Linked DNA regions of Homo sapiens: region 2 is linked to region 1. The links are chromatin loops, found by intact Hi-C in ENCODE. Cell type or tissue: IMR-90. All regions are shown on one strand.

Region 1 (2,500 bases):
GTTTCTCCCTTCATCCTTAATTTGGGGATTCTGCCACTAAGCTACAGCAGAGCAATCAAGAGTGCTTAAAGTTTAACTTCAGGCATACTGAGGGAGCCTTTTTGTTTTCTGTTTTCTGAAACTTTGTGCACAAACTCTTATCAACTCCTGAAAATACATTTTACAAAATCTTAACTATTCAAACACATAAGTGACATAGTACTGGAAAAACTTTGGAAACGTTATGCAATCTCTAGCTGTTTCTGTAGGCTGTTGCACAGCCCTCTAAATAGGAAACGTTGTGCTTAGTTCTTTCAACTGATTACAGGCAAGGGCAGTGTTTCAGTGCTGTGAATACTACACCTTTCTGGAGTGAAGTGTCGGGAGATAAATTTGAACTTGATAGCTACTTTACTAGAGTGCACATTTTACAGCTCGCTCAGGAATATCAGACCAGCAGTTAAAGAAACAACAGGGTGATAGGAAAAATTTTACACTGTGGTGGAATCTGTGACCAGGCAAAATGTAGATACAGTATAATGGATTGAGCTAAAGTTTAATTTTGGAGGGAGGTACACCCTTTCTTTAAGAAAGCAGCTGTTTCTTCATTGACTCTTTAATTCTGGATTCTTTAGTTACCTATTATGTACTTTAGAATTTAAAATAAAAAATAATTTAAAAGTATCTAGAAATTGAACCCTATTTTTGCCCCTCAAAACAGAAGATTTTTAAGAAAGTCAGTTATATATCAGTTTTGTCTTTCCACAAAATAATATTCTAGATAAAGCAGAGATACTACATGTTAGCAATGTTAAGGTCAAGTTGCAACCACTGGTTTTTGTCTGGAATTAAATACAGGATGATAAAACGTATGAGCAAAATTTCTCTGTGGTTTCTACATAATGAATGAGTAGACCTCGAGGAATATAATTATATAAAATGTGGCCATTTTTACTGATTAAACATCATTACTGAATTATTAATAGCAACATTATACCTTTGTAATGCTTAAAACAAGATGTTAGCTTGAATCTGTTTTAAAGTCTTCCTTTGAACATAAATTATATTTAAATTCATATATATGGATTTAATATTACTATCCCCCTCTACTTAAATATGTTTTTGTGTCTTATGCAATGATGTTGGTAAATAACCAAAAATCTAAAATGACCCCCAAAATATATTCACCTACCATATTTCCTAAAAAGTTCTTCCAATTGTATGTAGTATCTATATTCTCCCAAGTGCACGTGCGACTTCAAAAAGGTATGATAGTTGCCCAGATGATTCTAAACTCAACACCAGTGAGGCACAACTCACAGAGGGCACCCACAGCAGTTTGGAAAGGCAAGGTTGTGTTGGATAAAATCAGATCCACCTAGCCATCATCTTTATTGTATTACCCCTTTGGAGAGCTGTGGGGATTGAAGCAGGTGGTTTTCACCACTGATTTATGCCAAATCCTCATTTCTTCCTAATTAATTAATTATATGCTTAGGTGCTATGGGGAAGGTGGATTGCAACTTAACTGCACTTCTGTGCTTATTTATGTAAAAAATAGAACTTTGTGGAAGCTGAGATTCTTTGCCCAGATAATTAGAATAAAATTTGTTAAATTCAAGTGATTTGCTTCATGATCCTGGTGCTCTCATACTTTCACCAGGGAGTTGTTACAAGTAGGTCTAGAAATGGGTCTTTGACTGATAACAGATTAAAGCTGTATGTGAGAGCAGGATTTATTGGTCATCTGGCACATTGACAGTTGGCATTGCTTTTACCAGGTTATGATTGTGATTAGGGAAAAGGGAGATGGAGAATATCTTAAAAGATTCAAATAACTAGGCTTAATTGCACAGAGAAAGTTTGGGGCTGATTTCCATAACACAGACTTCCCGATAGCTAGTTGTACTTTTAGGGAAGCTGGCAGTGGGTTAAGCTTGCTTTTGATGCATTGCTTCTTATCTCATGCCTCACTTCGTTTTCTTCGTCAGCCTCCTTTCTTAGGCACCTTGTTCTCTTAGGCTTTCCCTAGGCTGTCTGGCATCTCACATTGAGACATCTTTCTCAAGCCTGACTTTTCAGAGACCCATGTACTAGACCTTTCCTTCTCAGTATGTACTTGTAACTGCACCCCACTTCCTAGGGGCCTTGCACACTGGATCTCAATCCACTTGACAGGCAAATCTGTACCAGTGTGTTTTGTGTGCTAGTGGGGCCAGTTATAAGCTTAATGGACATTTTATGAAAATAGTATCTTGGCTGTTTAAAAGTAATTCATTTAAAATTTCAGTCATTAAGAAATATTTGGCCGGGTGCCGTGGCTCATGCCTGTAATCCCAGCACTTTGGGAGGCCAAGGTGAGTGGATCGCCTGAGTTCAGGAGTTTGAGACTACCCTGGGCAACATGGTGAAACCCTGTCTCTACTAAAATACAAAAAATTAGCCAGGTGTGGTGGTGTGCACCTGTAGTCCCAGCTACTTGGGAGGCTGAGGCATGAGAATCGCTTGAGCTCTGGAGGCG
Region 2 (2,500 bases), 230 kb after region 1:
ATACTGCATAATGTACACCTTTGGAGGTAAATAAGCAATGAACCTGAAACTCCTTGCTGTATGCATTTCTCTGATTTGACATAAGATATTGAACTGTGTCTATGTATCTATGCATATGTCCTAGAAATTAGCAGGACTGCAGTGGTTCTTGTATGTTTTATTTTTGTTCATCCTCACATAGCCATCTGTAAAACTGTCACTTTGTCAGACCCACAGTACTGATACCATTCTGCTCTGCATTTAGCCAAGGTGACTGGGTTTTTCATCTCGGACAGTGAAAACAGCACTTTTACAAAGCAATTTGCAAATATATGTCTTCATTCCTTTGGAAGGTACTAAGAAGCTAAATACTGTGTCTTAAATTCCACTGGCTGTGCTAGAGATTTTGAGGTAAATCAAAAGAGGTCTGTCCAGAGCTCATCATGGTGCTCAGCTACAGTTTAAATGTAAACATCTTGTGTTTCTTGTTAAAGACTGTATTTTATGTACATTGGTCAAACATAAGAAGCCTAATAATGCAAATTAGAGAGATAATTGGACTTGACTTCAGAAAACTCAAGGGTAGGCCCTAGCTTCTCATTCTTCCAGGAGTGGGAGACATGAGTCTTCCCCTTCCTGTCTCTATACACCTTCTTACCTTTTCCCATCCTGCCTACTTCCCAGGATGATTGTGAGGAGCAAAGTGATAGAACAAAAGTAAGAGGGCTTCAAATGTGAGGAATTGGTGGTATTTGTTATCCTGCTAGTCTATTTTAAGCTTTATACTTTCCGAGGCAAAGTATCAGTATACTACACCATTGCTTATGAAGTATTTTGTTGTTTGATAGTTACTTAACGCTGAATTTCTAAAGATCTGGGCACAATTTAAAAGCACATTTCCAACACAATCATCAAGTTTAAAAAGTAACCAATTAAGAGAAGTATTTTCCTTTTTGATCTGCAGAATGTAATGCTAGACTTGCAATTCCTTCTATTGGTTTTGAACAAAATTAGAGCCTGGATAGAAATTCAAAAAATCAGAAAAGTAGCAAAGGAAAGAGCTGATTTTTAGAATTTTTCAAGAGCAACCTTTCAAGAAAGGTTCGTGTGTGTGTGTGTGTGTGTGTGTGTGTGTGTGTGTGAATATTTCAGAAAAATGCAGAGAAATTTTGTGATGTGTTAACTTCTAAATCATTTTCTTATTAGTTTGTCTACCGAACTCATTTTATTTAACAAATGGACTCAGACACTAAGAATTTTTTAAATGCTGTATATTTCTGGAAGACAAGCTATTTGTATTATTCTTAAAAATCCCATCAACGTTATCCCATTCTTTAGTGCTACTACTTTAGTTTCACCCTCTAAAGCCGTGAGAAACTAGCCAGAGATCAGAATTGTATCCAGAATTTGCAGTCTTGAGAAACGCTGATTTCTGACTCTTGAATAAGCTGCTAATGGTAAAAGGCAGTAGAGCGAGTTCTCATTTCCAAGGCATTTTCGCAACAAGCCTGTGATATTTATTAATACAATTAATGTCTCCTCGAGTTTTCATGCAGATCAACACACCTACTGACAGTAATGGGTAGATTTGGAGGATGCTGCTTTATTTTAACTATGACTGATAGGAGAGAGAGATCAATATCAGCCAAAAAAGTAATCATTGGTAAAAGAAGACAGGTTTTTGCTTTTTATTCTCCTCTTGAACACACATGTCAGGTTGGCAAGATAAGAAGTCAATGCAGTTAATTTTTTTACAAAAATAGTTACTTCCATCAAAATGTGTTTGTATTTTAAACTAAATAACAATAACTACGTGGATTTTTCCCTTCTTCAACTAGCTGTTTTGTGACACATGAAAAAAATCTATATTTGAACAAAATCTGCATTTATTAATCATTATTACCTTGTTAGCCAAGAAGAAAAAAATAATTAGAAATGCAAGTTATTTGGAAGGAAAGGTCAAAATGTTTACTTTACCTTGAATTGTATACAGTCAGGCCTCTCTATTTTTAAATGTTGCTAGAAGTAGTATAAAGTGTGTTATTTCAAAATAAATTTCATTGTCCATAGTAATACAAATGTACTTAGTCCATTCTCAGCCAAGGATCTGGCTTTTCAAAAAAATCATAAACATAACCCCTAAAATTGCAGAAATGAAAAGAACTGTAGCTATGAGCCAAGATAACTTTAAATGTAAAAAAGTAAAGCTTTTAGTTTCAAGAGCCATAAAAGTACTATAAACACCGATTACACCAGGGGTTCTAATATTCCATAAAATATTTATAACATTCACAGAAATATAGTTATATCAGACCAATATTTTACTGAAAGTGAATGTATTAGTTGCTGTAATTATTAAATGCTTAAATGTTTTTCGTGGCGTTCTTCGAATTTAGAAGGGCCCATTTGTAGAAGTAAAGAAGGGTCATTAGAGGGCCTAAATTCCTTAAATTTTCCAAATAAGGCTAGATTAGTGCATGCTCCTCTCCTCTCCCAATCAAATTCTCTATAGAACCAGTGG

The links. Peaks named below come from ENCODE experiments on the same cell type or tissue, not always from the same donor. Only the 100,000 strongest peaks of a DNase experiment are listed, where the experiment ranks them.
Region 2: it touches region 1 in a loop (2.1-fold over the local background); 6 of 110 quality-filtered maps call a loop at or near these places.

What each region holds. Positions count from the first base shown.
Region 1 is chr2:182,424,030-182,426,529 of GRCh38, reverse strand. The region is part of intron 1 of PDE1A (phosphodiesterase 1A); the gene reads left to right. Among named protein-coding and RNA genes, the nearest start is that of PDE1A, 1.8 kb to the left of the region's middle. In IMR-90, no CTCF peak of the experiment used is centred here; no DNase peak of the experiment used is centred here; H3K27ac peaks cover 113 bases.
Region 2 is chr2:182,193,503-182,196,002 of GRCh38, reverse strand. The region is part of intron 10 of PDE1A (phosphodiesterase 1A); the gene reads left to right. Among named protein-coding and RNA genes, the nearest start is that of PPP1R1C, 210 kb to the right of the region's middle. In IMR-90, no CTCF peak of the experiment used is centred here; no DNase peak of the experiment used is centred here.